3 separate regions of the Homo sapiens genome follow, and regions 1 and 2 are each linked to region 3. Evidence: chromatin contacts called from ENCODE Hi-C or POLR2A ChIA-PET data. All regions are on one chromosome and are shown on one strand. The core of a region is the stretch at or near the end of the contact, and the rest is flanking DNA. Distances in the headings are between cores, read along the strand shown.

Region 1 (3,368 bases), core at 713-3,212, 300 kb after region 3:
TTGGACACCATTGCAGGCGGAAGGCCCCGTGGTTCACCCACACCACGTGCACCGTCAAGGGGCCCTGCTCAGCGGAGCCTGGCGTGGGAAGAGGATTGGGCACAGCAGAAGGCCCTGCGGTCACCCCGCGGCGGGGGCAGCTCCACGGCATCACAGGGCACAAGGAAGGGTGGGGACAAGGTGGGCAGGGGAACCCCTGTCCCCACTGAGCAAGCTGTCCAAGCTCAGAGAGGATGGCAGTCAAAGGGAAGACGGGTTTCCAGCCAGGAGAGTTTTGTATGAAACTCAGGCGTTTGGAACAGTGAGTGCTGCTTTGAGTGTCATTGTGTAGTGAAGGGAGGAAGTGCATACAGTGGTTTGGAAGAGCCCACTGGCTTCTGGCCCTGGCCTGCCCGGTCCTCCCATCTAAGGCAACTGGGAAACCTCAACAATTCTGTTTTTCCACACCTTGGTGGCTTAAGAAACGGGGTAGGGCCGGGCGCGGGGGCTCACGCCTGTAATCCCAGCACTTTGGGAGGCCGAGGTGGGCTGATCATGAGGTCAGGAGTTCGAGACCAGCCTGGCCAATATGGTGAAACCCCATCTCTACTAAAAATACAAAAAATTAGCTGGGCGTGGTAGCATGCTCCTGTAGCCCCAGCTACTTGGGAGGCTGAGGCAGACGAATCGCTTGAACCTGGGAGGTGGAGCTTGCAGTGAGCGGAGATTGCGCCACTGCACTCCCGCCTGGGCAGCAAAGCGAGACTCTGTCTCAACAAAAAGAAAAGGAAAGAGAGAAAGAAAGAAGAAAGGAAAGAAGGAAAGAAAGAAAGAAAAAGAAAGAAAGAAAAGAGAAAGAAAGAAAGAAAGAAGGAAGGAAGGAAAGAGAGAGGAAGAAAGGAAAGAAGGAAAGAAAGAAAGAAAGAAAAGAGAAAGAAAGAAAGAAGGAAGGAAGGAAAGAGAGAGGAAGGAAGGAAAGAAAGAGGGAGAGAGAGAGGAAGGAAGGAAAGAAAGAAAGAGAAAGAAAGAAAGAAAAGAGAAGAGAAGAAAGAGTGAGCGAGGGCCAGAGCAATGAAGACGTGGGGTGAAGGGGTCCAGAGGCTGGAGGAGGGTCAGTAGGAAGAGCACTTTAGGAATCCCCCCTGCAGGTTCCCAGCCCTTGAGTGACACCTCCTTTTCCCAGGGGGCTGATGCCTCACCTTGATGTAAGATGCCAGGGTCTGAGAAGTTGAGTGAAACAAGACTGAAGAAGGTAAGGACAAAGAGGGAGCCTGTGATAACAGGAAAGGCCCACTCCCCGTTCTGAGCCAGCCACCTGCAACTGAGACCAGAGGCAGGCTCGGTCCTGAGCAGGGGCAGCCCAAAGCCCCCGGCCCAAGGCCTGTGGCTTGCTCAGGTCAGGACCCACAGACCTTCAAGCCAGATCTAAAAATCCAGGCTCCAAATACCCAGGCAGACTCATAATGGCTCCACCAAATGTCACCAGCATGACCAGCCACCCAAAGCTCCCAAAATGCACAGGCACCCTTGACCTCTGCGCCTTTGCACGTCGGTTCCTGGAACAGAATATCCCCTTTTCCCTGCCCGCACCCTTGACCTCTGCACCTTTGCACGTCGGTTCCCTCGAACAGAATATCCCCTTTTCCCTGACCTCTCCCCCGGTCTTCTGCACTCCCCTGCCTCCATCCTATCATCTTCTGTTTCCCTGGCTGTCTCTTTGTGGGAAACCTAACGGCTTGCCTGGAAAACTCACGGGAATGCGAAGAAGAGGCCACTGAAAAAGACCAGCAGCACCACATTGAAGGCAGCAAAGAGGCTAGGGAGGAACCAGGGACGTGGGACCAGAGGCAGGGGATGGGGCTCCTTCACCAGCGGCGTGGCATCCGTTAAGAGTGTCATGGCTGGGCCTCCTTCGCCTCCAGGGGAGGTCAGAGCCACCAGGCTTCCTCCCCCAGCCCAGCTTCCAGAGCTCCATGGCCACGGCAGCCTCAGAGCCGCAGCCCAGGGTGAAAGGAAAGAAGGCCCAGTGTGACATCACAGAGGCTGGGGGACCTCAGCAGAACTGTCTGCAGCCCTGCTCTAGCTGCCTCCGGTGACAGGCACTTCCAACAGCAAACCCCACCCCCACCCCGACATGTGCTGGGGAACCGGGAGTTCCTGCCCCTGAGAGGCTGATGTTGTTGGAGAAAATATGACCTGGAGAAACACATGGGAAGAAAGTTGGTAATTTTCAGCCGGCGCTGTAATCCCTGTAATCCCAGCACTGTGGGAGACCGAGGCAGGCAGATCACTCGAGGTCAGGAGTTCGAGACCAGCCTGGCCAACATGGTGAAACCCCATCTCCACTAAACATACAAAACTAGCCAGGAGTGGTGGTGCACGCCTGTAGTCCCAGCTACTCAGAAGGCTGAGGCAGGAGAATCACTTGAACCTGGAAGGTGGACGTTGCAGCGAGCCAAGATCGCGCCATTGCACTCCAACCTGGGTGGCAGAGTAAACTCCATCTCAAAAAAAAAAAAAAAAAAAGAAAGAAAGTTGCTGGGTTTTTTTGTTGGTTTGTTTTGTTTGTTTGTTTGTTTTTGAGATAGTTTCGCTCTTGTTGCCCAGGCTGGAGTGTAATGGCGCAATCTCGGCTCACTGCAACCTCTGCCTCCTGGGTTCAAGCGGTTCTCCTGCCTCAGCCTCCCAAGTAGCTGGGATTACAGGCATGCATCACCATGCCCGGCTCATTTTGTATTTTGTAGTAGAGACGGGGTTTAGTCATGTTGGCCAGGCTGGTCTCGAACTCCTGACCACAGGTGATCCACCCACCTCAGCCTCCTAAAGTGCTGGGATTACAAGCATGAGCCATATTAAACTTCCTTTATAAAAGGCCTCAAAAAGAAGAAACTGAGGCAGAAATTTAAAAATAAATATGCATTCATTCACTCCAAGACAAGTAACAAGCAAGGCAAAAGTTAAAAAGAAAAGAACAAGTTTTCCTCTGCCCAGCAAGCTCACTTCAAGGACAGTTATAAGATAACGCTGTTTAAGAGGCCAAGGCCAAAAGAATAAGCTCCAGACACCCCTCGCCTCCAGAGCAAAGTTGAAGAAAAAAAAGAAAGACAAATTCTTTGACTGTTACTCCTTTCCCAGGTTTCTTAAGCATGATTATGTTTTACAAATGTCTGTATTTAGCCAGTTCTTGTTTTTCTTTCAATGCAGCTACAAAGTCACCAGCTATGCAAGGCCACAAGTTATGCTATAGATGATGTGACCTGTCATATGATTAACTACTTTTATTTATTGGAAGTCTGCTTATAAAAACCCCGCTCTGTCTTTGTTCGATGCTCAGCTTTTTAGATGACAGTCCACTAAGCCAGTGCGTACCTGAAATAAACAGTCCTCTC
Region 2 (3,168 bases), core at 337-2,836, 470 kb before region 3:
AATAATAGCCCTAGGCTCCAATAAAATTAATACCCAAAAATCATCAAAGGGCAAACGCAAAAAGCGTTCTTAAATTTTCTCTAAGTAGCAGTTCCTTAGTTTTACAATTCTTTTCTTTTTCGCTGAAAGGAGAATAAGAAATCCAATTAACAGTGTTAAGGATGAGAACAGTTAGTTCCCAGGCAGAGGATGCAATTTACAATCCAGGCTTGGCCCAGACATTAGCGGGCACACACACGCCAGTGCTCAGAGGAAGCTTCAAGAAATGTCACTATCTAACGGAAGTGTTAAGGCCTTATATTTGTAAGGACTATGACCAGCCCTGTAAATAAATACACTGTAAAACGCAACCTAGAAAAACTCCATTGTCCAAAACAACTCAAGACTTTCCTACTATCCTCAAAACAGAAAGAACCTGTGTCCTGGACGGCCTCAGGACGACCGCCTCTCACATAGAAAGAAGGGCAACCCATGTGAATCGGAGTGCCCCCATGTCAACTCTGTGACAGATCCACTGGGAGCATCCGACTGTGATCCGGGCCCTCCTGGGCAGAGGCTGCTGGAAGAGGAACACACAGGCAATCTTCACGGCCCTCCTACTTCCGTTCTCAAAACAGAAATGCACTTTTCTGCTAGTCCTCCGCCCTCAGCCCGGTACCTCTCGACAGCTGTGCCCCCTTCAACGAGCTTAAGTGGAAAGAAAAGCAGGTAGTCACCAACTAGGGTCCACGGAATGCGGTTGATCACAGCGCTTCCCCCCGCGATTCCCGCACGCATCCACCGCGGGCGCCCTCCGGAGAGTCGCTCTGGCCGGGGGCACCGCGAAGCAGAAGTCGGCGTCCCAGTTCGCCCCCTACTCTCTCCTCCCCGGGGAAGGGGGGCAGAAAAGCGCAAAGAGGAACTAAATGAACTGCAAGAGGATGCCCTGAAAGCTCCCTCAAAGAGGGGGTGGGGAGGGGGTGGAAACCAAGAAGGGGCGGAAGGAAGGGGGAAGGAAGAGCAGCCAGAGGAGGAAGGGGGCGAGAGCGAGCGCCCGCGAAGGGGACGGGACTTCGGGAGCGCGGCTGCACCCCATTTCCCCCAGCGGGAGAGGGTGCGCCGGCCTTCGGGGCGCTCCGCCCCGGCAGAGGGCAAGGAAAGAAATGAGAGGCGACGTCCCCGTCCCCGCCACTTCGTCGCCCCTCGGGAGGGCTCGGTGGGGACTGCAGTGCCCTCGCAGGGTGGGAAACGGCGGCAACAGCCGCTCGCCCCGTCGGAAGGAGCGGACGGCGGGGCCTCCTCCGGGTGCGCGGGCCCGGCTTTCACGCCCCCAGCGCCGGGAAGGCAGCTCCGCGGTGACGCCGGGCGGCCGTGCCGGTTACCTGAAGCGGGGCGAGTCCTTCAGACACTCCTCGAAATCCACAGTCATCTTCATCCTGCCTCCGCCTCGCAGGCGGCGCTGGCAAAGCCGAGGGGGCCGCGGGAGCGGCCGCGCTGGGACGCAGACGGCTACGGCGGGCGCACGGCCGCGACTAGCGTTGCGCGGAGCTGCGAAGGGCGCCTCGCCCGCTGGTCATAGCAGCCGCGAAGACGGCGACGACTAGTCAGGCCCCAGTCCCGCCCCTCTTCCTCCCGCCCCAAGTAGAGCGCTGGCCGCAGGGAAACGGCCGGGGAGTGACAGCAGCGGCCAGCCAGCCACGAACCTGGCGGCCAAGGGGCGGGGCATCCGGCAGCACCGCCTGCGGGCGCCCGGGCAACGGGTCTGAGCGACGGCAACCCGAGCCAATGAGCAGCGCGACCGTGGGCACCTCCTTGCCACAACCGCCCCCGAGGGCCAACCGGGATGCGCGGGCGTCGCTAGGCGGGACGCACCGGTTGCTGGGAGGCCGGCAGCTGAGGTTCCTTGGGAAGGAAGTCACGTGGCTGCGGCCGCGCTTCCCTCCGAGCCCCCGCCTCTTCTCCTGCTCCCCGAGCCCCGCCCTGCTGAGCTGCCAGCCCAGAGGAGCAGTCTCCTGCAGGTCTGAGGAAGGAAATTTGCTTTTCAAAGCAGATTGGCAGAAATCTGAAGAGGTTAGAGGCAGAAATTATAAAAGGAAGAGATAGGCTAAGCCACCTATTCCTTTCAGTTTAGAGAAACTGAGGCCAGAAGAGGAGCGAGGATAACTTTAGTGATAAAATCCATCTTTCATGTATTTGTTCCATAGCTTCATAATCTGGAAATTGCTCCCATGTACATCTTCTCATATAGCCAGAGACCACTTCCTGAAGGAGCTGCCGTTTGGGTTGGACATAGAAAGATTTAGGCAGGTATGGGAGGTAGGGTGCTTCGTGTGGAGGAACTCCTCTCAAAACTGCCGAAAGCATTCCCCCTCACTGACACTTTGCTCCTGGTGGTTTTCACTGTTCTGCCATGGTGGGGTTCTGAAGACCAGGCTCATCGTACTCACCTTGCAACACCTGCCCCTCTAATCCACACTTTTTCTAGAAGCACTTTAAGATACTTATCATCTGATCCTCACGGCAGGTATTTACCATACTCCTTCATTTTAAGATGCCATTGATTGTAAAAAGTACAAAGATGTCTTATATGTAATGAGTAATTTTTAAGCCAACCTAAAAAACACGGGCGTATCTATAAAAATGAATATACAGGGTGTTCTAACAGCATAGTGGCTCTGAGTGAGAATCTGGAGGCAAACTTCCTGGATTTAGGTCCCAGCTTTCTCACTTTAAAATGAACATAACACACAGATCTGATGAAGTTGTCCGGTTAACACAGTGCCACATATCGATCATTCAGTAAATGTTGGCTATTTTAATTGTACCATTTGCCTCTTCAGTACTATAATCAAAGGGCTTAAGTCTAAGTTCTCTCACTTTCACTGTCTGAAGTTTTTGTTTGTCTCAAAAACAATCAAACAATTTCGTTCCGTTCCCCAGGCTGGTCTCAAACTCATGGCCTCAAGTGATCCTTCTGTCTCAGCCTCCCAAAATGCTGAGATTACAGGTGTGAGCCACACACCCAGCCTTCTAAAGTCTTAATATAACTTTCTGACCGTCTGGCTAAGTATAGCGTGATGACATACTGTTTTTCGTAACCCATCAAGAGATATCTTGATCTCTTTAGCATCTTTAGAAATTAACAGTATAGACAGGGCATGGTGGCTCACACCTGTAATCCCAGCACTT
Region 3 (3,022 bases), core at 460-2,959:
CAAACACGTTCACAGCAGCTTTCTCTGAAAACCCATCAACAGGTCAATGGATAAACAGACTTTGGCACACGTGTACAATGACTGTTGATACGCGCAACCACCTGGACAAACTCCAAAATACTTCTGTTGAATGAAAGACGCGATTCCGTTTACAGTAAATGCTGCAAACTCAGACACAGTGACAGAAAGTAGACCAGCCTGTTACCTGGGGTAGGGGATGGCAGAGGAGCGGGGGATGGAGGGGTTCCACAAGAAAACTTCTGGGGACAGGGGAATAAGGGGGATGTTCACTATCTTGAAGGTGGGGGTGGTTTCACGGGTATATACACAGGCCACAACTTATTAAATTGTGTGTTTTAAATATGCTCAGTTTACCATATGTCATTATATCTCAATAAAACTGTTATTTAAAACAAACAAAAAGAAACACTGCATCTTCTAGACGAAGCACAAGGTGGGGGCTAATCCCGGGCTCAGGGGCCAGAGGGAACAGTCTGACCCTTCCTCCCTAACATCTGCCGGGGCTCCGGGGAGGTGGGCACCAGGCTCCAAAGGGCCTGAGGTTTCTTTACTCACGACACTGCAGGGGAAGTCCTGGCCCACCGCAGACACCAAGAAACTGAAACCTAAAGACATTATGTTGCCCAAGGAAGTTACACAGCTTGTAAGCGATATAACCAGATCAAAAGCAATCTGTGTGATGCCAAGGCCTTTCTCCCATTCATCTACCACAAGTTCAAAAACGCCGACCTGAAATAAGTAGGTGAAGATTGTGTGTATGTGTTTAAAACAGACCGTTCTCTCCACTGAAGCCAGACAGTGAGAGCCACTCTGGCCATTCCAGAAGCGTCAGGCACCGTGGGCACAGCAGCTGAACTTCCGGTGCATGAGTGTTTGGGTGGCAGCGCGACAGGCATGGGATGAAGCTGACAGGCGGGTTTGAGTTTGTCTGAGGAGCGGGCTAACCGGCTCCTCCAGCAGCTGCTACCTCCAGCACCACTCCCTCTGCCCCCAGAGGAGAGCACCCAGTCTGGTTCGGGACAGGGGTCTGGGTCCATCTGACTCACAGCCACACCTCGGGCTGGGGCAGAGGAGGGTCCTCTAGCTAAGGCCCTGGGCAAGCAGCAACCCTGCACCCATCCCCACCCAGGGGCAGGGGAAGCAAGCACCTGACAGTGCCAGGTAAGAGGCGAACAGCTCTAGGAGAGTAAGGCCCACAAGCAGCCCGCCAAGCCCCCTGGGGGCACGAGGCGGAATGAGTAGGTCTGGCACTCAGGCCACGAGGGAGTCAACAAGCCAAATACAGCCCCCACCCTTGGCCCCTACAAGCCCTACCTCTAGACTGGGCTGGGAGCTCCTGTCCTGACAGGTGCAGAGCCCATGATACCACAGCGGCCCATCTGCAAACCTCCCCAGGGTGGGGCCACAGAGGCAGCCCAGAGCCCTGGGGTGCAAGTGCACCCTCCTCTCCCGCCCCTCTAACGCTGGGTCGTCCCACCCAGAGACGAGAGGGCTCACCAGTTGCTCTCCCTCCTTCCGCCCACTAATCATCCTTGGCTCTGGGCCCTCAGGGTAAATCAGCTGTGACAGGACGGCGTGGCAGAAGCGGGCCAGGCTCGTGCCGTACCCAAGCCACTAGCTGTCACACTCATCTCAGCTCACGTGACCAACAGGGTTACAAGATAAGGTTCTGTTAATCCCACGCTGCCCTCTTCCCTTCTGTGGGACGTGTTTTGAGGACTTGTGTGTTGACTGCACCATGCAGAGCATATAGCATGGAGGCACCCCTACTGCCATCGGGGGGCAGGTGGAGGGGGGACCGTCCTGCAGCTCCTCCCTGGGGCTACCCCTCTCTTCCCTCTGCACAGACCTGGCAGCCACCCAGACGTCCCGCCTGCTGCCTAGACTCTAAGAAGATGCCCTATCACTCCAATTACCATACACAGTACTGGCGGGGGAGAGGTCCTGCCTTGCCGCTGAAAACTGCACTGCTTCCTCCCTCCAGGGATGAAAGGCCAAAAGAACGAGGGCAGTGTGGAGTCTACGCTCTCGCCAGGGACCTGCAGCCTCTCACTTCCAAGCACACCAACTCCAGCTAACAGGACTGGGCTTCCTTACCTGCCGCCTTCCGCTGCCTCCCCGCAGACACAGCTTCAGCGACGCCCAGGCTGAGACGGCAGAAGAGGTTCCCGCCGGCCGCGGCCTGCCCTCAGGCAGTGGCTCCCAGAGCTCAGCGGTTCCCCGCACTCTTCTGCGCCCGACTCCCCATGCCCCTACATCCTGCGTCCCCTTCAGCCCCGGAGGTACCGTGGGGCCCGGGCCTGCCAGTCACCACCTCCTCCTCCGCCGGCGCCTCCGGGTCCTGAGCCCCTCGCCGGGTCCCTCTCCCTCCTGGGGCTCCTTCCCGTTCAGGTAGGTTTCCTGGACAGCCCGCACCACCTGTCCCTCCTGCACCCCGGGCAGCCAATTCGCCTCTTGCACCCCCAGGCGCCCCTCCCCCGCAGGCCCCCGGGGCCCCACCGGCCGGGCCCTCCCCACCAGCTCGGGGCGGCTTCGGGGCGCCGGGGCCGCTCCCAGGACCACCGCCTCCCGCCCGACGCTCTCCCACTGCCGCTCCCCCAGTTCGCCGGAACTTTCCGGCCCCTCCCTGCGCTCGCGGGGGCCTTCCCCGGACTCGGACGCCGGTTCGGGCTGCTGCAGCAGCCTCCGCGGGCTCCCCTCCCCGCGCTCCTGCACCCCGGCCCGGGCCTCGCCGCGCTCCTGCACTGCGGGGCTGCCTCCGCCCTTCTCCTGGTGCTGCCCGCGGGGCCCCAGCCCCTCCTCCTGCGCCACAGGCCAGCCCGCCGAGCCCGTCCACCACGGCGGGCGCCCCCAGCCCGCGCCGTCCGGCGGCCCCCACACCACCCCCCGGCTGGGCTCGTGGCCGCGGCCGCCGCGCTCCTGCAGCCCCGGGCCCACCCCGCCCTCCTCCTGCACCGCCGGGCCCACCCCGCCCCGCTCCTCCACGCCGAGCTTCAGCCCG

What was found. A loop is a pair of places that touch in the nucleus more often than their neighbours do. ChIA-PET counts read pairs that join two places held with the same protein, here RNA polymerase II (POLR2A). Pooled maps may share reads with other maps.
Region 1: a loop to region 3 is called in a map of CD14-positive monocyte, with 4 times the contacts of the local background. The contact joins the promoter of ZDHHC19 here to the promoter of TNK2-AS1 in region 3. A Hi-C loop is called at or near these places in 3 of 168 maps with a recorded cell type or tissue (CD14-positive monocyte, GM12878 and naive thymus-derived CD4-positive, alpha-beta T cell), 7 of 37 single-sample maps with no recorded cell type and 9 of 50 pooled maps.
Region 2: a loop to region 3 is called in a map of CD4-positive, alpha-beta T cell, with 4 times the contacts of the local background. The contact joins the promoter of ACAP2 here to the promoter of TNK2-AS1 in region 3. A Hi-C loop is called at or near these places in 2 of 168 maps with a recorded cell type or tissue (CD4-positive, alpha-beta T cell and naive thymus-derived CD4-positive, alpha-beta T cell), 16 of 37 single-sample maps with no recorded cell type and 16 of 50 pooled maps. POLR2A ChIA-PET finds 5 or more read pairs at or near these places in 3 of 52 experiments (GM12878, MCF 10A and OCI-LY7).

The regions. Positions count from the first base shown.
Region 1 is chr3:196,209,438-196,212,805 of GRCh38, forward strand. It overlaps ZDHHC19 (zDHHC palmitoyltransferase 19), which reads right to left and starts at 1,963. Exons shown (of 8, transcript NM_001039617.2): 1 at 1,733-1,963; 2 at 1,179-1,300; 3 at 1-78. The coding sequence starts at 1,878. It overlaps LOC124909479 (a long non-coding RNA gene), which reads left to right and starts at 1,978. Exons shown (of 4, transcript XR_007096240.1): 1 at 1,978-2,202; 2 at 3,184-3,340.
Region 2 is chr3:195,441,434-195,444,601 of GRCh38, forward strand. It overlaps ACAP2 (ArfGAP with coiled-coil, ankyrin repeat and PH domains 2), which reads right to left and starts at 1,587. Exons shown (of 23, transcript NM_012287.6): 1 at 1,362-1,587. The coding sequence starts at 1,414. RefSeq lists enhancers at 502-591, 1,131-1,630 and silencers at 1,042-1,091, 1,112-1,331, 1,452-1,951.
Region 3 is chr3:195,906,367-195,909,388 of GRCh38, forward strand. TNK2-AS1 (TNK2 antisense RNA 1) reads left to right here and starts at 1,710. Exons shown (of 2, transcript NR_145450.1): 1 at 1,710-2,412. TNK2 (tyrosine kinase non receptor 2) reads right to left here and starts at 2,185. Exons shown (of 16, transcript NM_001382273.1): 1 at 2,119-2,185. RefSeq lists enhancers at 399-448, 499-728 and silencers at 2,399-2,648, 2,699-2,888, 2,939-3,022.